Regions from separate parts of the Homo sapiens genome. Here region 2 is linked to region 1. The links are chromatin loops, found by intact Hi-C in ENCODE. Cell type or tissue: ascending aorta. All regions are shown on one strand. Links, peaks and the distances in the headings refer to the core of each region. The heading gives the core; the rest is flanking DNA. Region 1 overlaps DLEU1 (deleted in lymphocytic leukemia 1). Region 2 overlaps DLEU1 (deleted in lymphocytic leukemia 1).

Region 1 (11,279 bases), core at 1,561-9,560:
AACTTGTGGACTGGCATGTCAGCAAGATAGCTGTCTAGACTTGCCTGGTATTCATCTTCCCCAGCAAAAAGGGACCAAAACAATGAATAAACAACTGTATTTTCACTAGCATGAATGAGGAAGTACACTGGAGAGCACCAGGAAAATTGCAAAATCCTTGTGGAACACAGAAACCCAGGATAGCACCATAGACAAGAGAGTGAAGAACCCTATTTCAGCCATACTGTTTTCCCTGTTGAGATCAGCTCAAAGCCAGGATGAACTTCTTATGGGGAGAGGGTAAGCTACAACTGCCCAGCAGTCCTCGTTACTGCTGCAGATGCCTGTGTTCTTTGCTACAGGAGAGGTAGATAGTCCTCACATGTCCTAAACCAGTTAGGAGAGTTGCCTAGAGTTCATGTAACTGCATTGCCTCAAAACAGGAGCCCATTTTGTGCACACACACACACCCCACTCCCCACACCAAAGCTGTATGACACAGTGCCATCTCGAAACTGGACCCACTACTAGAGTGAGTCCTGCCCTGGGATCCAGTAGCCACTATTTTTCTGTATCCCTGAAGTCATGCCATCATTCCAGTATGCTCGCTTGAGTGGCTGCATCACCACTATCCTAGCTGCTTGGAGCCTATTGCTGTGTGGAATGGCTAAGATTTTGGTGTTCAAACACATAGAGCACCCCACCCACAAGGGAATAGGTGGACTTGCACAATATGGAAGATGACACACAGCTGGACAGTCTGATATACCTACACACTTGGCCTGCCAGCCAGCCCAGCAACCCCTACCCCCACCCCACCTCGCCCAGCAAAACCATATCACTGCCATCACAAACCAACAGCCTAGGCCACTGAAACAATTGCAGACACTATAAATGAGGATTGCAGCTGAATAAAATGCAGAGACCATGCTACTGAGTCCATCTAAAACCAAAGCCAACACACCACACTTAAACAACATCCTATGACTCATGTGCAGGAAACAGTCTCTCCCTCTGAAAACTACTCCACCAAATTTGAAAAGATGACTGTTCCACTGGTATGCACAGATATCAACAAAGGAACACACACACACACACACACACACACACACACACACACACAGAAAAAGTAAGGAAACACGACACGTCTAAAGGAGCAAAATAATTCTCCAGTAACAGAATCCAAAGAAAAGAACAAAATTCCAGAAAGGGAATTTAAAATAATGATCTTAAGAAACTCAGTGAGATACAAGAGAATACAGCCAATATTCAATACAATTCAATGAAATTAGGAAAACAACAGAGATTGATATCATGAGAAGAACCAAACGAAAATCTTGACACTGATGAGTGCCTTGAATGAAATAAAAATACAATTGAGAGTTTCAACAACAGACTAAATCAAACAGAATAAAGAATTTCTGAACTTTAAGATAGTTCTTTTGAAATAACTCAGAGGTAAGACAAATAAGAATAAAAAGAATGAAGAAATCCTATGGGACCTACAGGACATCATTAAGCCAACAAATATTCATATTGTAACAATGCCAGAGGGAGAAGAGATGAAGATAGGCACAGAAAACCTATTTAATTAAATAATAGCTGAAAACTTCCCAAGTCTTAGGAGAGATATAAACACCCAGATTCAGGAAACTCAAAGGTCCCTAATTAGATTCAACCCCCAAAAAATTCTCTTTGAGGCACATTATAAACAAACTGCCAGACTCTAAATAAACCTATAACAAATACAGAAATTGAATTCATAATCAAAAAACTTCCCACAAAGAAAAGCCTATGACCAGATGTACTCACTGGCAAATTCTACCAAATGTTTCAAAAACAAGTAAGTGCAATCTTTTGCAAACTCTTTCAAAAATAGAAGAGGTGGGACTATTTCCCATCTTATTCTATAAGATCAGTGTTGCTCTGATATCAGACCCAGACAAAAATATCCCAAGTAAGGATACTTCCAGAACAATATCCCTTATAAATATAAATGCCAAAAAAAACCTCAAAAAATACTAGAACACTTAATTCAGTGTGCAACATTTTAAAAAGAATTGTACCAAATGATCAAATGGAATTTATCAATGGAATGCAAGGTTGGTTTGATATACCAAAATTTTTCTATGTCATATACCATGTTAATAAAGAAAGACTAAAATTACAGAATCATCTCAAAAGATGCAGAAAAATAATTTGTCTGAATCTATAATAAAAATGATTTCATGATGAAACACTCAATAAATGGGATGAAAGGGAACTTCCTCTACTTGGTAAACAACATCAGAGTAAAATGCACAGCTAATATCATGCTTAATGCCGAAATCCTGGAATCTTTCCCACTAAGACCAGGAAATGAATGTTCTTTCTAGCCTCTCCTATTCAACACTGTATTGGAGTCTCTAGCCAGAGCAATTAGTGAAGAAAAATAAATAAAGGCAGCCAAATTGAAAAGGAAGAAGTAAATCTATCTCTTTGCCAATGACATTATATAGAAAATTTTAAGGAATTCACGAAAGTCTAATAAGCCAGTTTAGCAAGGTTAAAGGATACAGGAGAAATACAGAATACTCAATTGTATTTTCATACACCAGCAATGAACAACCAGTAAATAAAATTAAAATAATTTCATTTATAACAGCTTTAAGAATAAAATAATTAGGAATAAATTTAACAAAATAATTCCAAGACTAGCATACTAAAAACTATAAAATGTTATTGAAAGAAACTAAAGAAGACTTAAATAACTGGAAATACATCTTGGGTTCACGGATTGGAACACTTAATATTGTTAAGATAACAAACTCCTTGAATTCGTCTAGAGTTTTTGCACTGTCTCCATCAAAATTCCAGCTGCCTTTTTTGTATAAATGTATAAGCTAATACTGAACCTCATGTGGAAATGCAAGGGGTCCAGAATAACAAAAATAATCTGAAAAAAAAAACCCAAAGTTAAAGAACTAACACTTACTGATTTTGATATCTACAGCACAAAGCTACAGCAATAAAGATTGTACAGTAGTGGCATAGGATAGTCATATTTATCAATGGAATAGGATTGAGAGTCTGAAAATAAACTCATACATTTATGGTCAACTGATTTTTGACAAGAATGTCCGAACAGTTCAAAGGAGGAAACAATAGTCTTTTAAACAAATGGTGCTGCAAAAATGGGAGATACACATATACACATATAAAAGAATGAAATTGGATTCCTATCTCTTACCCTATACAAAAACTAACACAGAATGTATCAAAGACCTAAATGTGAAAGCTAAAAGCATAAAACTCTTAGAAGAAATCACAGCTGTAAAATTTGTGACCTCAGATTTAGGCAATGGTTTGTTAGATACGACACCAAAAGACAAGCAAAAAAAGAAAAAAATAGATAAACTGGACTTTATCAAAATAAAAAACTTGTACTTCAAAAGATAATATAAAGAAGTGAAAAGCCAACCCACAGAATGGGAGAAAATATTTACAAATCATGTACTGTTAAAGGTCTAGGATCCAGAATATATTTAAAAACTATTACAACTCAACAATAAAAACATAAATTATCCAATTAAAACATAGGCACAGGATTTGAGTAGACATTTCTCTAAAGAAGATATACAAATATCTTGTATACACATGAAAAGATGCTTGATATTATTAGTCATTAGAGAATGCAAATCAAAACCATAATGAGATAACACTTCATATCTACTAGGATAGCTACAATAAAAGGCAACAATTAAGTATTAGTTTAAATAAGGAAAGACCAGAACTGTCATACAATGCTGGTGAAATATTAAAATGATAGTTACTTTGGAAAACAGTTGGGCAGTTTCTAAACATAAAGTTACAATCTAATTCAGCAATTTTATCCCTAAGTATCTACCCAGGAGAATTAAAAACATATAACAAAAACTTACAAGTAAATATTCCTAACAGCGTTAATTATTATAGCCTAAAAGTGAAAACAACCCAAAGATTTATTAATTGATGAACAGATAAACAAAATATAGTATATTAAAACCATGTAATATTATTCAATCATAAAAGAAATGAAGTTCTGGTATATGCCATGACGTGGATAAATCTTGAAAACATGTCTAAAGTAGGCAAATCCATTGTAGAGGCAGAAGTAAACTTCCTTTCTGCCCTTTCTGAAGGTTCACTGAAATAAAGTGACAATAGACAGATTAACATGAGAAAAAGTTTACACATTAATTAATATGCATAATCATGGGAGCCATACAAAACATGAGACTCAAAAAAGGGCCATATGGTTAAGGTTTAAATGTCCTCCTCATAGGGGAGAGAAAACTTGGGAGCTGTAACAAATTTTAGAAGGGTAGTAAGTGATTTTCAGAGGAAATGAATGCACCCAGGAGGCAAATATTATTTTGTAAATAATTATCTTAGGAAACTGAATGGGACTGGCAAGTTAAGGGAAGGAGAGGGGTGGAACTGCCTTGTGAACAAAGGTTGTCTTAGTATGTAGAAAAAGTCTCCTAGGTAATCTCTCCAACCTGCCCTCAAAAGAATAGATGAAAAGTCTAACTGCATGTAGTGATGACTTTTATAGTCTTTTCTTCTCTCAGGTGGGTAATCTTTCTGGATTATTTCATGAGATTCCTGGAGAGTGAGTCTTCAGACAATTGCATGTCTTTTGAGAAGTTTCCTTAGTTAGATAAGGAAATTCCAGACAGAGTCCCTCCTTGCTCTTGGAGTCAGGGGAGAAGAAACAAAAGAGGGTTAAAATGTTTTGGGTTCTGAGACAGCTTCTAAGGTACTCCATCTTCATTTAATTCAAAGTGTTCAGTATGCCAAAGCACCATTGTGTGGGGTATCATTTTCTTAGACCCAACACCATAAATACTAAGAGTAGTTTAGTGGTTACCAGGGATGGCGGAAAGAAGTAATCAAGGGTTACTGATAATGAGCATAGGTTTTCTTTTGGGGGTGACAGAAATATTCTGGTATTAGATCATGGTGACATTTGCACAACTCTGTGAATATACTTAAAAGCCACTGAATTGTACCCTTTAAACGGACGACTAGTGTATGTCAGTTATATCTCAATTAAAAACAAAGTCTAGAACTTGACATATCATTCCAAATACTCAAATTAGACGAGTCTGCTTCTAAGGTAAATAAGTGGAAAGTGGTCACAAGATAAGAACAGAGGCTATTAGGAGATGAGGAAAATCAGGAATGAGAAGTAGGAAGCCAACTCTTCATAATTTTTTAGGTGAGCAGCAGAGGGAGCCCTTGATAGCAAAGAAAATTACAAAACTAATGTTTATACTTCTGATCATAAAGTTAATACAGCCTTTTTACAGAAAATTTGAAAAAGTGCCACATAAAGGTAATAAAAACCCACTAATCATTCCACCATCCTAAGAACCACTATTAACATTTCATCGACACAAATCCTTCCAGTCTTTTTTCTGTATGTGTACATATATGCATGTACGTACATATATAGCCAAGCCCACCCACAGCTCTCCTGTACATGCAACTTTGCCGTTACATTTTTCACTTCATGTTACCTTTTATATTTTTTCTAAAGCCTTAAATATTCCTGAGAATGTGGTTTGCCATGCCTACAGATGAGCTGTCAGTAATTAAACCTATTTTTAGAATTTTTCAGTCACAAGTAACCCTGCAATAAACATCCTTATACCTAAATCCTTGTATTTCCTAAAAATATATCCGAAGTAAGGATAGATTCCTTAAGAAGGAATTATTAGGTCAAATATTGTTTACAGCTTTAAGTCTTTGAATACATACATATTGCCAACATTTCTAACCAGAAAATTTAAAAGATTGTTATACTTCCACCAGCAGTGGATGAGATTTTCCTTTATCTTGAACTTTTACCCAACTATGTAATTATCAAAGTTTTTTGAAATTTAAAATATTTGCTAATTTAATGGACAGAAATTTGTGTCTTTTAAAATTATTTTTAAATAAATAGTGAGCCTGAAATTTTTTCATGATTTATTGTCTAATTTTTTTCTGCTCGTACAAATTCCTTTTTTGTGAATATTGAAAATTTTTCTGCTTAGGATATTTATCTTCTAATCATTGACTTCGGAAGCTCTTCACATATTAACCATGTTAACCTTTGTCTTCTATTTTGCCCTTTTTTCAAGTTATTCTTTGCCTTATGTTTCTTTATCATGAGTTTTGATGTATATGTTTATAATTTTTATGTAAAAACATTCTGTTTTCTCTTTTATAGATTCTTCCTCTACCTTTTTGTTTAAAAAGTGCTTCCATACATTGAGAGTTGATAGATACTTATCATAATTTCTTTTACTCATTTGTGTTTTCATATTTTAAAATTTATTTAATTCATCCAGAATTTATTTAGGGATATGATTTGGGTCTCCTCCTTCCCTTAAAAACTGAATTAATTTCCCCAGCACTATTCACTGGCATAATCTTTCATTTCCTTCCCTAATTTGAAGTGTCTTCATCAAATACTAAATTCTTATATGTATTTGAGTGTGTTTGGGGACTCTATTCTCTTCTCTCTGTCTAGTTGTATACCAATATCATGTTATTAAAGCTTTATAACAGGTTTTTAACACCTGAAGTACAGTTTACCTTATTTGTTTATAAATCTTTCTTGGTTATTTTTATCCACAAATTATTCTAGATAAACCTTACAGTCACATTTTCATTCAAAAATATTCCAATTGGGATTTTGATTAGAATCATATTGGACCTAACCATCAATTTGAGGAACAGTGACATCATCCAATAATATAAAATATGTCTCAATTTATTCAAGCCTGATTTCATATTAACTAAAGTTTTACAACTAAATTGATAGAAGCCCTATATAAACAAACAAGTTTGTTTCCAGGTTTTATTGTTCTTATTCTTGCTTGTTTTGCTTTGTTTTTCCCCTGTTGTAAAAGAGCTCTTTTCCCTCTTTACGATTATTATCTGATTATGGATATTTTTTATATTTTGTAACCAGGTATCATAATGAAGCATTAGTTGTAATAGTTGATTTCTTAGGTTTTCCTAAATAGGTTATCCTTAAGAATTTAGAAATTCTCTACATAGTCATGACTTTGGGGTCTCAAAACCAATTCAACTTTTGGAATTACAGCTTTTATGCTTCATAAGCATAACTTCTTTTTCTAAATAAAATTGAAAATTAAGTGTGTAAAGTGACCAACTAAAAAGAACAAACAACTCTAAAACATACAGATTCCACTCCTCCACTTGGCTCTTAAAGGGTTAATTAATATTTACCATGAAGAATTTTTTTAATCTAATAAAAAAAATCAATCCAAAATATTCTTAAAGAGGCATTAATGACTCAAAATGTTATTTGGTTTTATATGGCCTCCCAAACTACAGTGTTTTTAAAAATCAGGTTTATCGAGTTATAATTTACATACAGTAGAATTCACCCTTTTCAGGCACACAGTTCTACAAATTTTTACAAGCATATACAGTCGAGTAATCACCACCTCAATCAAGACAGAATATTTCCGACACCCTGAGAAATTATCTGTGCCCCTTTGAAGTCAATCTCCTTCCTCTCACCCTCAGCCCCTGGCAATCTCTGATTTATTTCTGTCACTGGATATTCTGCATAGCTTCCAATCTATGTTTTTCAAGCTTCCAATCGGAGTCAAAGCTGGCCAGTAGCAACTAGCACAGAGTCCTCTGCTGCTCTTTTGAAACCACCTTTTCTTTGCTGACAACCAACAGATCAGTCTCCATAGTCAGCAAAGCTGAACTCCAGCTTTAGACACAGGCCAATTCCTCCCGTAAAACTTGGCCTGGCGTCAACTGGGCGGACATGCCCGGACAAGCCTGCTGGGGTAGCCGCGCCCGCAGGAGGGGAGGTCCTTACAACATGGAGCACCAGTTGCACACTGTCCCCTTTTGAGCTCTGTTCTCCTTTTTAGTTTGGAAGTCTGTGCGTATGTGTACATGTGTGTGGGTGCATGCATTGCAGAGCCCCAGTATACTTTGACATGTTTTCTGCATCTACAGTGTGAGTAATACAGTGGAGGGTAGATGAGCCAGCCCCTTCTGAGAAATACAGTAGTCCTCTTTGAACCTCTCCTCCTCCTGTCATCTGATTGCTGGATGGCGTTAGCCTGTGGTGTACTGGTGAGAGCCGGAAGGTCTGGGACTGGATCCCTCCTACTGAGTCAAAATACAACATAAAAACCTTGGGGGAGGATCTGAGGCTGAGAACCAGCTTCAGAAAATTATAAGTTGCCAAAGAAACACAATTTTAAGCATCATGTCTGAAGGAGTTAGGAAGGTTTTTCACTTTTGTCATTTCTGCTAAGGTCCTCTTTCTCCTCTGATACTTCTTTCCCCAGCTTTCTCCACATGATTTGGGCTGCTTTCCTAGTTCCCTTAAATACCGGTGTAAAGAAACCTGTCTGTGGTTTTATGTTACCCCATTGGAGTGTTGCATGTGAATATAGGGCATAAAAGGGGATAAATTGCCTAACTCAATCCACCCTCGAGGCCTGCCACATTAAAAAGATATACCACGGAACTTTCGTCTGCCCTGAAATGATTGGAAATACTGTGAGACTGCAGAGTTTAATGAAAACTCTGAGTCTCAACTTGAAGTAGATAGATAACTCTCTGATCTACTCTTGGGCCTATATATAACATTTTATATTTGTCAAGGCCGCTCAACATTCACGGTTAATAATTAGTCCTGGAAGAATATTTATAGCTTATGTTAATTCTTATCCCGGAGACATGCAAGGTTCAAAATAGGTGGGATAAAAGCACATTTGGGTAGGCTTAAATTCAAACCCACAGGCACTATGTACAGAAAAAGGCACTAGGTGTTTTTTAAATTGACTCAGAAAAAGTTAAAATGGAGAAACTTCTATCTGCTCACTTGGTCCTTCATGGGGAATTCTACCACTTCCCTTGGTCCAGCTCACTCAAGGCCAGTGCCATGACAACTCCTGGGTTGAGAATCACTGATTTAAATGGCATTTGACCACATCTGTCCCCACTTGTGGCTCTCTGCTCTGTAGATTTGCTGACTCACAGAGTCCACCGGCAGAGATGCTGACAGGCATGAACTGGTTGCATGACACTTGGAAGGCATAGCGGGACATCTGCCTCACCAGCTTCCTTCAGGTGTTCCACTGAGCCCCAGCATTCAAATTTCCATCTGTGGGAGAGGAAGGGAAGGGAAGGCTCTGGTCTGTGGTACCGTAGGATTCCAGTGATGCCTCTTAAGCATCCCCCACCATTCTCTGATCGTTTCCCACATGCAAAGTGCCAACCTGGTCGTGCAACAGTGTACACATGTGGTGAACACCAGGCGCCCTCCCATGAGACTTCTGCAGCATTCCAGCACTCCATCCTCCCCCAGCTTCCAGTTTAGGACAGGTCCAGGAGAGGAATGGTGAGGACAGAGTTAAACGCAACTTTTGCTTCATTGTGGGTTCCTTCTTCCTGTCCTCCCGGCCATCAGACCTCCTCCTATAAACAGATGTGTGCTCAGATTAACTACTTTTTGGAAAAAACAAGGAAATGATAATACTAGAAAAACTTTATTGAACTAATGTTTGTCTATGTACCAGGAACTGTGCTAAATACATCACATTTATCTCATTCAATTCTGACAAGAACCCTACACAGACAGGTGTTGCTGCTGTAGATGGGAAAACTGTGGCACAGAGGTGAAAAAGTCTTACCTATACAGATACATTGCATCAAAATTCAAGCCGAGGTTCTGACCCCAAAGCCTGTGCTCCAAACTAGAGTCCTCCTGTGCACATTTCACGTCTGGAATTATTATAAAGCATTTTGCAATGACTAAAATAGGCACATGAATGAAGACGTATCCAGGTCTGCCTGAGAGGAGACTCGAAGCCAAAGCCCAGCTCAGCAAGGCCAGAGAATTTCAGTGTATCCCCGCGGGGCGCTGGAACTTCGTCTGGGTGCATTTGTTTTTATAAGCCTGGGTACTGCAGAGTCATTTAAAAACATGTGCTTGCCAGGGCAGAACATCATCTGATGGCAGCAACCACCTGGTGCTGGCCACGACTGAGGAGGGAACACATCAGGTGAGTGTGGGCCAACCCTTCCTGCACAGAACAGGAGGGCGGGGAGGGGGGGGGATGCTTGATTTTTAGTGGGAAGGATGAGGAAAGCAGTTCTGAAATGTTTTTCACAGAAATAGAAACTAGTGAAATAGAAGCTGGCATTTGACTACTTTAGAAAAAAGAGAGGAGGGTAATAGGGAGGAAAGTGATTGGCTGCTGCTGTCAAACTCAGGAACTTTTAAAATTTTGTTTGTTCCCCCAAAGAAGTGCATGCCCAAACCACCAAGAGAGGGTAAGTGATGACAAGCAGATCTGCAAGGCGGGGCCCCAGTCACAGTAGCAAGCACCCTATCTCACAACAGCCCTGCAACCGGCAAAGTTGCAGCTTCTGCTACAGTGCGCATGTGTGCGGGTCCCCTTCTCCCCTCTTCCCTCTCCCCTCTCCCCTCTCAGCCCATCCTCCTCAGCCCAGATCCCTCCCTGTACCAAGACCATTCCAGCTGCACGCAATAATCAGGCAAGCAACTTCTAACCCAGCCTAGGGGACTCAGACGAGATAATGCTTAATTTTTCTGCAACGCCTTCTTAAGACTCCAGGGATCTGTACCCCAGGATGGAGAATGCTTTCCCAGAAGCACAGCCTGTTTCTCCAGCCTGAGAGTGTGTGCTGCAGAGCTGGGACCCCACCCTGTATCTAAAGTAATTGCTGTATCTAATGGTGTGGTGCTGCTGACTTCCTTACCAGCTGTAGCTTTCTGTTGCCCGACCCTGTTATTGCTGGCTCCTGCTTTATTTTAGGGATGTTAACCTGCTCGTATGTGTCTGCTAGTACCTTGCTGGTAAACTCCATCTTAAAAGCTCTTCAGAGAAGGGCTTTGTGAGTTTTCCTTTTACAGGCCTTTATTGCATTTTTTTTCTCCAGGTTCCTCTCTCTTCCTCCTCTCACTCCTTTCTGCCTGATTAGAGCAGAGGATGTTAGCTTTTCTTAGGGACACCTTACAGCCAGCCAGTCACATTATATGAGAATATGTTGTTCTAAGAGCCTGCCCCTAGGTCACAGATTCAGACCTGTGGAAATGGCCTAGGCTATTCTGAAATGCTCTGATGGGGTTCCAGCATTCAGCCTCCAGCTAAGCTCCATCCTTGTGAGCTATAAGTTGGAATGAGTAAGTAGGTCAAACATCTAATCCTCCCTGTGCCAGCATCCCACCTGAAGGGCATGGCAGAGAAAGGGGAGCATGG
Region 2 (11,279 bases), core at 2,132-10,131, 360 kb after region 1:
TAAAAATAGTTACATTAAAAATTAGGTTGAATCCTTTTAAAGAATCAATACAGATATGTTGCTAAGATAATCTGCTCTTAAACTGTATATGACAAGTGTTAATGGCAGGGAAAAATAGTAAAAATACACCAGGATTCTTTACTCATTGTATCACAGTGTCTTTAAGATCTTGCTCCTGTCTAAAGAAACTGAAACTGGAAATCATAGGTAATTCATAATGAGTATGGTTTATGAAAGAGAGATGATTTGAATAATTAGTGGACCCATTTTGGAAGAAAATGTCTTGATCCTAAAGGATTGGTTAATAGAATGCACATTGGAGTTTTATTTTAAAAGATGTGTCTATATTGTTTTTATGATTCTACACCTTAACCAGCTTCTTTAGATTAACCAAGCAACTACTGATTCTGAGCACAAGATGTAAGAAGGCTACTCCCAAGAAGCCTACTCACAAGAAGGCTACTCCCAAAAACAAATCAACAGAGCTATTAAAAGAGATTATGGTTTGGCTGGGCACAGTGGCTCATGCCTGTAATCCCAGCATTTTGGGAGGCCAAGGCAGGTGGATCACTTGAGGTCAGGAGTTCCAGACCAGCCTGGCCAACATGATAAAACCCCATTTCTACTAAAAATACAAAAACTAGTTGGGTGTGGTGGCACATGCCTGTAATCCCAGCTTCTTGGGAGGCTGAGGCGCTGCAATCGCTTAAACCTGGGAGGCAGAAGCTGTAATGAGCCCAGATCGTGTGACTGCACTCCAGCTGGGCAACAAAGCAAGACTCCATCTCAAAAAAAGATATTATGGTTCAAACAGAGAGGATAGACCTGAAAAAAATAGTAGAAAATGCTTCCCTTTGATTTCCTACAAGGGAGAGAAGAAATTTTAAAATGTTTGGAAACTAATTTGCCAAATGATCATCTTCTTACTGACTAACTCAACGAATGAACAATTCACTGAGCAATCATCTGGCAAATCCTTTACACAGGGTTTAGAGCAATTTCTCATAGCCATTGCACCAGGGCACAGGAAGGTGCAGAAGCAGGAGCAATAGGGACAGAGGCAAAAGTAATTAAGACAAAAAACAGTGCTTTAAAAAATAAACAAACAAATGGAAAACACTTGACCATCCCGTAGAAAATGTTGACCATTCTAAAAATTCTCAGAGTCTGGAATGTGAAAAACAGGCAAAGTTCATATTAAACAGCAGTTGGCCAATGCATGCCCAGGAAGAGAACAGCAGTGATGACAGGGACAAAGTAAAAAATATAAACCTCAATTTTTCAGCAAAATCATTATTTGGTCAAGTGATTTTTGCAGAATTAGCTTTGGTGAGCTGGTCATTTACCAAATGGTCTTTGGTATATTCATGTTGGGTGAAGTAGCCAGCTTCCAAGGTAAAAAGGAGAGCCTTCTGGCTTGAGCGAAGGAATCACTTAACTCCAAAGTCAGTTCCATAGGGTAAGGGACAATATCTATTTGGTTTACTCTGCACTTACCCCAAGGCCCAACACATACCAGACACTCAAAAACTATGTTTCATGAATAAATGTTGAAGACTAATAATTAACAGAAAGGTTTTATACATAGGTCAGGGCCCAGAGAGGCAAGAGCCTTGAGTGTTATGCTGTGCATGCTGCGACTTACCCTATCTGTAAAAAGGAACTCATTGAAGGCTTCTGAGCAGCAAAGTAACATGACTGAAAGAAGTGGCAGGAAGAGTAACCTGTTTTTAATTAGCAGAATACACTTAAAGAGAAGAAACTGCAACCCAAATGTCTCTCAGTGGATGAATGAATAAACAAAATGTGGCATAGACATATAATGGAATATTATTCAGCCTTAAAAAGGAAGGAAATTCTGACACATGCTACAACATAGATGAACTTTGAGGACATTATGCAAAGTGAAACAAGCCAGCCACAAAAGGACCTATATTGTATACTTCCACTTATATGAGGTACTTTGAGTAGTTAAATTCATAGAGATAGAAAGTAGAATAGTGGCTGCCAGAAGCTGGGAGGAGGGGAAATAGGTAATTAGTGTTTAATGGGTACAGAGTTTCTGTTTAGGAAGATGAAACATTTCTCGAGATGGATGATGGTGATGGTTGCAGAACAATGGGAATATACTTAGTGCCACTGAACTGTGCACTTCAAAATGGTTAAAATGGTCAATTTTATGTTATGTGTATTCTACCACAATACAAATAATCTGGAAGTCAAAGAGAACATGGCTAGATTGGAAAATTGCATTTTTCTATATGACCAGAGCAAACAGTTTTAAGGGTACAAGAGTTGAGTTAGAGTGATCATCAGCAAGTCATGAAGGGCCCTAGCAACTCTGATTAAGGGTGTGGACTTGGTACTGATATTTGAGTAATTCTAACTAAAATGTTCCTACTCACTAATAGGGGGTAAAAGAGGAGAAAACGCTAATAGGATGATTCAAGAAGCTATGTCATTCATGCGTGGTCTAATCCAGGGTCTTGGTAATAGAAACAGAAAGGAAGAAAAGAATGGTTATCATAGGCATCACAAAGGAAGTATAGATACTATTTTGATTGATTGGATCGGGGAAGGGGTTGAGAACAAGGAAACATCAAAGTTTTTCACCTGGGGAACTGGAAAATAAATGGTAACATTAAAAGAAAAGGTATGGCCTTAAAGGAAGATGTGGTTTATAGGTAAAAGCGATGATTTCCCTATTTGACATGTTACATAGGAGGTGACAATGGAAAATCAAAACAGAGAAGTCTAGTAAGCAGCTGGAGATGTCAGAAAATGATGAACAAAGTATAACTAGTTCAAACTACCAAAGGTAGGCTGAGGACAGACCCCTTACCATATAGCAGCTGGTAAATTAATAATAGTCTTCAAATATGGTGGTGAACAAACTGTCTTCATTGAAAATGACTGATTACTAAGAAAGTTGTTGAAAAGGTAATAAAATAACACTACGTACATCCTTCTGCCTAAAATTAGGCCCAGTTTTATTTAGATGAAGTACAATGTCCTCTATATCTCATGGACAATGTCCTGGAATCACATCGCTTACTGAAATACTTTTTGAAATATATGTCCTCGGATGGAGAAGTGGAATCAAAAGAGAAAACTTCAGAATCTATGCTATCAACTTTTCTTTTTTTTTATCCTCAAATGAGTTATGTTTGCCTCGCACTAATAACTTTTATTTCACTCAAATTAGAGCAATAATCTTCCACACATAAGTATCTTCCCTGCCCAATAATTCAAAGAAAAAAATCCAAAATGATTAGTAAAGAAAAATATAAGAATTAACAGACCCTTTAAATTTGTTTTAAATATTTTGAAGATTTAAAAAGTGTTTAAAGTTTGTAATTCCTAGTAGGAAAACATTATCTGAATGAATACCCTAATGGCAAACCACTGTAAAATGCTTCAGCTGCATTTGGGGGAGAGGGGTAGGGATTATCTTCAAAGCACCCCAGCTCTCTTGATGAGAAGGTCAGAGGTACATTGGTTTGTATTATTGCGACATCCATAATGTGATCTAGGTTGCTTTTCCTTCAGCAAGGGCTTTATTTATCAGAAGGGCGTTATGCTTGACCTCCAAATTTGGCTGACAATTTACTGATGAGATTCATAACCTTTGGGTTGCTCTGGTACTTTGACATATTTGCTGGGTTCTGAGCCACATCCTGGAAGGCCACCATAACTTCTGGATCCTGCATGGCTGCAAGAACCTCTGGATCACTAAGAATTTCATTGAGTCCAGGCATTCCGGCCATTCCAGGTATGCCCCCTCCCATTCCAGCCATTCCTCCAGGAAAATTACCAGGCATTCCCCCAGGAAAGCCACCTGGAAAAGAGCCATACTGAGCTCCTGACTGTCATCTGGCTTCTTCCTCCCTCTGGGCTCTCTCATGCTCTTTTCGAGCCTTCTTAACTCGTTCTATTCTTTCTTTGATCTCTCACTCTTCACGTTTTCGCTCATACTTTCTCTGATGTTCTGCAATTTTCTGTGCCCTAGGTTGAACTTCTTTCAGCATTGCACTAGCATCTTCATCATAATCGAATTTACAGGCAAGGGCAAGATCATGGGCTGCTTCTTCCCAGTGGCCTAGAAGTCTGTGTGCTTTCCCCCGCCTCTTGTAAGGCTGAGCTGAATCAGGATTTATTTCAATGGCTCTGTCACAGTCTCGGATGGCTGCATTTGGCTTCTGTAATTTGACGAAGACACTGGCCCTCTTGGCATACAAAATGGCCAAGCGAGGATTCAGCTTGATGGCATCTGTGAATAAGTCAATGGCTTTCTGGAGTTCACCATCATTTAGGGCTTCAATAGCAGCCACTTTTTTATCATTTGCCTGATCCATCACCTCCTCTGTTATCTCCGCATTTTCATCTCCCATTTCTTGAGGAGCATCAGTGTCTGGTTCAATCACACCTTCTTTATCAATTTCTAGATCACTTTCCTCACTTGATGGTTCGTCTGCCTTTAAGTCTTCCTCCACCTTACTATCAGGTTTTTCTTCCTTGGTATTTTCTTCTGATTTAGCTTTCTGAGTAGCAGTACCTCCCATGCTCTCCACCCACTCCCTCAGGAAGCGCATTTCCTGGGTGTGCAGAATGCTTGGATCCTTCTTACACATTTTCACAAAGGCCCGAAGCTCGTTCACTTTGCGGGGGTCCATGGTAGGGAGATGGTGGGCGAAGCCGGGGGGCTGCGGCCCGGTTCCAGGCCCAGGCGCTGGCTCGGCGTGACAGCGCAGAAGGGGGCGGCTGCCTATGCTATCAACTTTTCAAGCCAGGTTTCTCAATCCAGTTTTCTGAAATATTCAACCTGAGGTTGCCTAGTCTAGTATCAATATGCATTCATTCTAACAATATAATGTACAAAGGACTGTAAATACCCTATCCTTTGGTGATACTGTCATTCAACAAACATGTACTAAGAGCTCACTACAGATCCAGAGGCAGAATTAAGAGTGCCAGGAATGCAAAGAGGAATGCCACATATCCCATGCCTTAGAAAACCTCACAGTCTAGAGGGGAAAACAGGGTGAATGAAGCACTGACCCTGACCGAGCACACTTAGAACCTGATCCAGGTTCCTGGAAAAGTCTCCTAATACAAATGCTCACTTATAATGTTTACCTTAGTTTTTAGAAAGATTTGATCATATTAGTCGCTTGATTATAGAAAACCATTTTTTTGTTTTGTTTTTTCATTTTCTTTTGTTTTGAGATGGAGTCTCACTCTGTCTCCCAGGCTGGAGTGCAGTGGCGCGATCTCGGCTCACTGCAACCTCCGCCTCCCGGGTTCAAGCGATTCTCCTGCCTCAGCCTCCCGAGTAGCTGGGACTGCAGGCACGCATCACCACCCCCAGCTAATTTTTGTATTTTTAGTAGAGATGGGGTTTCACCATGTTGGCCAGGATGGTCTCCATCTCTTCACCTCGTGATCTGCCCGCCTCGGCCTCCCAAAGTGCTGGGATTATAGGCATGAGCCACCGCGCCCGGCCGATTATAGTAAACTGTTAAATCCAATTGTTACATCCTTGGATACATATGTAATATGTAATTATTATAATTATTACTTTAGATTATAGCGAGAGATAGGCAGTTAGCAAGAAAGGAAGGAATGAGCTATCAAGTTACCAAATTATTTTGAAGTTCCTCCCTACTTGAATTTTTAAAACTTTTTCTTTGATTAACCCACAATCAAAAACACTACTCAGTCCCTCCAGCTTTTGCAACTTTTACTGTCTATGTTCTTCAATCCAGCATGTAAAAAAGAAAGATTGATTCATTCTATGAACTAATTATTTCATTAATGTATCCTCAGATATCATGTCGGCTCCTCGAGGATAAGAATCACATCTTACTTTTCTTTTGTGACTCCTATGAGCCTAGAATGGTTCTTATAAATATTTACTTAATCTAATTAAAATAAATTATGTGCTTTAAAATCCTATTACATCATACTGTAGAACACTGCCAAATCAGTAATTAAACATGCCATCCTTGCTTAGTGCCAAATGATTTTTTCATTTTTTGTTGTTTTTTAATATCCAAAGTGTTACTTTTCTTTCTCACAGCTAGTTCCTACAACTCTGGAATTTACAGTATTTTCATATTTCCATAATGACACCTGCTGGTAGGAGAAGAATGGATGAACTGCAGGGATTTTATTCAACTACTTATAACCAGCCATTGTCCAGTCTGAAACAACTAATGTTCCTGCATATACAAAGAGTAAATCTCAATGACTCCAAATACCCAAGTACTAAAAATTTGAAAGAATAAGACAAGTGCTGTTTCAGTACTATTTTCCAACCAGAATTAAAATTTATTCCCATAATCTCTGTCCAAAACAAAATTGCTGCAATTAAGAGTAGTTATTAACAAAGGCCTCAAAATTATCAATTCAATTCTGTTAAATATTTTACTCCATTTGTAAATTGGCATTTAAATATGACTATTAAAGAGATTATCATTATAAGGAATAAGTTCTAGTATTTGATACTACAGTAGGGAAATTATAGTTAATGATAATTTATTGTATATTTCAAAATAACTAGAAGAGAAGAATTGCAATGTTCCCAACACAAAGAAAAAATAAATGTTTGAGGTGACAGATACCCCAATTACCCTGATTTGATCATTACACATTGTATACACATATCAAAAATCATATGTACCCCAAAAACACAACTATTAAAAATGAATAAGAAAATTTTAAAACAGATTATCATTCTCTGAAACTTTTTCTGTTCTTTCATATAATTAATTACTAGATCAAGGTTTAAGCGGACCAGAAGACAATGGATGGGACATTTGCTTCAGTGGTAACCTGCATATCATCTTGCCCTTGAGGAGCAAGTGAGGAGAAGCAGCAAGGCCAGCCACTCTGGAAACACTGCTGGATGCTGACTATGCCAGGTCTCCCGCAATACCCAAATAAGAGATGTGGCTGCTGGGTTCACCTGTCCTACACTGCAAGCTTCAAGAGGGATATGATGAGGCCGGGTACAGTGGCTCACAACTGTAATCCCAGCAGTTTGGGAGGCTGAGGGAGGAGGATTGCTTGAGTCCAGGAGTTCAAGATCAGCCTAGGCAACATAGTAAGACCCCAAGTCTACAAAAACATAAAACTGAAAAATTAGCCCGGTGGTAGTGCACAGCTGTAGTCCCAGTTACTCAGGAGGTACTGAGGTGGGAAGATCAGCTGAGCCCAGGAGGTCAAGGATAAGGCTGCAGTGAGCCACGATCACACCACTGCACTCCAGCTTGGGTGACAGAGTAAGACACTGTCCCAAAGAAAAAAAAAAAGAGGGAAAGGACTATGCATCCTCAGTGCTAGCACACTACCTGACACCTGACACAGAGTAAGCACCAATGAGTATTTTTAAACAAAGCGTGTGTGTAGGTAGGGACAGGGCTGGGGTTGGAGAGAAGGGTGTCAACAGATTTGATCCTGGGTAGACCTTGCCCAGACACCAAAATGTTAACCAGATTAGGTGGGTTCATTCTGACAATACCTGAGTGAGCTTATTTGACTCAATAGTTTAGAAAGCAGGCAAATTAACCAGATGGCCCCCAAATAAAATATGGATAATCTATATGCATAAAGGTTTTGTATACAGTTAATAGGTAAATGTATAACTCATCATGACACATATTACACAGACTTTTTCTTATTTCACTCACAATCCCTCTTCTGATGAGAAATCAGTCATGTGTGCTGGTGACAGGCGTCTTCAAACAATGTTTCTTCCTAACTGCCTGCAGGATAACGTCCAGACAGGCACTCACTCAGCTGACAGTTGACTTGTGGCTGTTTTGTCTTTGCAAGTATGCTAACTTCTCAGACTTCCCTGGACTTGCTTTGGTTTGACTTCTTTCACTCAGAGGAATCACTTGTGAGCAAAGTGTGAAACAGACTGCTTCTGATTCCCCATTTCAAAATGACTCCTATTCCTCCACAACAGCAGGCTAAGGGACATAATTATCAGGCTATTCATCAAAAGCTGCAATTTTCTTTTTCTTTTTTCTTTCTCTTTTTTTTTTTTTTTTTTTTGAGATGATGTCTCACTCTGTCACCCAGGCTGGAGTACAGTGGCGCAATCTCGGCTCACTGCAACTTCTGCCTCCTGGGTTCAAGCAATTCTCCTGCCTCAGCCTCCCAAGTAGCTGGGATTACAGGTGCCTGCCACCACGTGTGGCTAATTTTTGTATTTTTAGTAGAGACGGGGTTTCACCATGTTGGCCAGGCTGGTCTCGAACTCTTGACTTCAGGTGATCCATCCGCCTCGGCCTCCCAAACTGCTGGGATTACAGCTGTGAGCCACCGCGCCCAGCAAAAAGCTGCAATTTTGTTTCAAAAAGGAAAATCCTTTGGGCACTTTAAAAGGCTTTTTTTACTCCTACTGAATGTAGACTGTAAATCAATTCAATAAATGCTACAAACACCTACTATGTACTAGCCATGGCGGGCACTGAAAAAAGTAGTCTTGTGTCTTGTCCTTAAAGAAAAGAGTTCATAGTCCAGTATCATAGGTATTAACCCAGTCTGCTATGATGACTAAATCATACCCTGACAGCAAGTCAGTATTTAGCTAACCTGGGGTTCCCGTCCCATCCCCACCTCATAGAGGCTATCGCTGGTACATATAGCCAAAGCACACATATTGGAAAGAATGTGCTGCTCCAGGCTCATTAGGACACCCGTGAATGCCAAATCCTAGTTCCCAGACTCCTACATTTCAAGGGAATCCAGCACCTGGCCCAGGGCTTTGTTCATCAATATTTTTGATTGAAGAATGAAGCCATGTCAAAAAACTGCAGTGATTCAGAATAATGTAATCCTTGGGTCATACCAAATGAGTGTGTGTGTGTGTGTGTGTGTGTGTAGTGGCAGACACACTAAATTGGAATACTTTCAGCCCAATACTCTACACAGCTGATGAAGGCACTGCATACTTTGTTTTACATCTAGAGAAAACACCATTGTGATTCATTTTGTCTCGGGTTTATTAAAGACAAGAATCCCAGGGGAAACCCCAACTCTCTACCTACTACCCTCAGATCAAAATTCATTTTGAAAGGACAACGCATTTCCTCACCTGGGTCCCTGACCTAAGATAAATCTGTAAACCATCAGAGAGAGCTCAAGTGAAAAAAGGAAATTATATTTATTGAGTGTTTATCACATGCCAAGAAGTACACTGAGGGTTCCTTTAAGTCTCAACAATTCTGTGATGGATCAACATCCAAACTTGACAGCTGAGGACACCAAAATTCACAGAGGCTAAGAAACAAGCTGAAGTTACACAGCTCCTAGTGGTAGAATCAAGGCTGCTTCTTCCACTACAGCATGTTGCTTCCTCATCTCACAGGTACTGTCAGACTGCTATGAATATGTCCACAACATTGGTATGAAACAGGGCAAGTCCAGGCTTTATGAAACCTAAAGCATATGCAAATTTTGTGTCCCTCTTTAAGAAAAAATACATAAAATTAGATACAAATAATGAACATTTATTGAGAATGAGTACAGAAATCACACAACTTACAAACTTTTTTAAAGCTGGCAAATACCACAAATATTTTCTTTCAACTTATACTTATGGCATCCTTTTTGTTTCCTCTATCTCTTTCTTTCTTTTTTCTTTTTTTATTATTATACTTTAAGTTCTAGGATACATGTGCACAATGTGCAGGTTTGTTACATAGGTATACATGTGCCATGGTGGTTTGCCACACCCATCAACTCATCATTGACATTAGGTATTTCTCCTAATGCTATCTCTCCCCCAGCCCCCCACCCCCTAACAGGCCCCAATGTGTGTTGTTCCCCACCCTGTGTCCAAGTGTTCTCATTGTTCAGTTCCCACCTATGAGTGAGAACATGCAGTGTTTGGTTTTCTGTCTTTGTGATAGTTTGCTGAGAATGATGGTTTCCAGCTTCATCCATGTCCCTATAAAGGACATGAACTCATCCTTTTTACGGCTGCATAGTATTCCATGGTGTATATGTGCCACATTTTCTTAATCCAGTCTATCATTGATGGACATTTGGGTTGGTTCCAAGTCTTTGCTATTGTGAATAGTGCCACATTAAACAAACGTGTGCATGTGTCTTTATAGCAGCATGATTTATAATCCTTTGGGTATATACCCAGTAATGGGATTGCTGGGTCAAATGGTATTTCTAGTTCTAGATCCTTGAGGAAATGCCACACTGTCATCCATAATGGTTGAACTAGTTTACACCCCCACCAACAGTGTAAAAACGTTCCTATTTCTCCACAACCTCTCCAGCATCTGTTGTTTCCTGACTTTTTAATGATCGCCATTGTAATTGGCATGAGATGGTATCTCATTGTGGTTTTGATTTGCATTTCTCTGATGACCAGTGATGATGAGCATTTTTTCATATGTCTGTTGGCTGCATAAATGTCTTCTTTTGAGAAGTGTCTGTTCATAACCTTTGCCCACTTTTTGATGGGGTTGTTTGTTTTTTTCTTGTAAATTTGTTTAAATTCTTTGTAGATTCTGGATATTAGCCCTTTGTCAGATGGGTAGATTGCAAAAATTTTCTCCCAATCTGTAAGTTGCCTGTTCACTCTGATGGTAGTTTCTTTTGCTGTGCAGAAGCTCTTTAGTTTAATTAGATCCCATTTGTCTATTTTGGCTTTTGTTGCCATTGCTTTTGGTGTTTTAGTCATGAAGTCTTTGCCCATGCCTATGTCCTGAATGGTATTGCCTAGGTTTTCTTCTAGGGTTTTTATGATTTTAGGTCTTACATTTAAGTCTTTAATCCATCTTGAGTTAATTTTCATATAAGGTGTAAGGAAGGGATCCAGTTTCAGCTTTCTACATATGGCTAGCCAGTTTTCCCAGCACCATTTATTAAATAGGGAATCCTTTCCCCATTTCTTGTTTTTGTCAGGTTTATCAAAGATCAGATGGTTGTAGATGTGTGGTATTATTTCTGAGGCCTCTGTTCTGTTCCATTGGTCTATACTCTGTTTTGGTACCAGTACCATGCTGTTTTGGTTACTGTAGGCTTGCAGTATAGTTTGAAGTCAGGTAGCATGATGCCTCCAGCTTTGTTCTTTTTGCTTAGGATTGTCTTGGCTATGCGGGCTCTTTTTTGGTTCCATATGAACTTTAAAGTAGTTTTTCCAATTCTGTGAAGAAAGTCATTGGTAGCTTGATGGGGATGGCATTGAATCTATAAATTACTTTGGGCAGTATGGCCATTTTCATGATACTGATTCTTCCTACCCATGA

The links. Peaks named below come from ENCODE experiments on the same cell type or tissue, not always from the same donor. Only the 100,000 strongest peaks of a DNase experiment are listed, where the experiment ranks them.
Region 2: a loop joins it to region 1, with 6 times the contacts of the local background. A loop is called at or near these places in 19 of 110 quality-filtered maps.

What each region holds. Positions count from the first base shown.
Region 1 is chr13:50,526,058-50,537,336 of GRCh38, reverse strand. DLEU1 (deleted in lymphocytic leukemia 1) reads right to left here. Exons shown (of 7, transcript NR_109974.1): 6 at 9,273-9,471; 7 at 8,694-9,157. It overlaps DLEU1-AS1 (DLEU1 antisense RNA 1), which reads left to right and starts at 9,888. Exons shown (of 3, transcript NR_125753.1): 1 at 9,888-10,058. RefSeq lists enhancers at 6,988-7,676, 7,677-8,365, 7,306-8,505. In ascending aorta, for the core only: a CTCF peak has its summit at 5,253 (motif pointing right); a DNase peak (open chromatin) is centred at 7,816; H3K4me3 peaks cover 843 bases; H3K27ac peaks cover 2,331 bases.
Region 2 is chr13:50,165,483-50,176,761 of GRCh38, reverse strand. The region is part of intron 2 of DLEU1 (deleted in lymphocytic leukemia 1); the gene reads right to left. It also overlaps the pseudogene ST13P4. Among named protein-coding and RNA genes, the nearest start is that of DLEU2, 46 kb to the right of the region's middle. In ascending aorta, for the core only: a CTCF peak has its summit at 6,106 (motif pointing left); no DNase peak of the experiment used is centred there.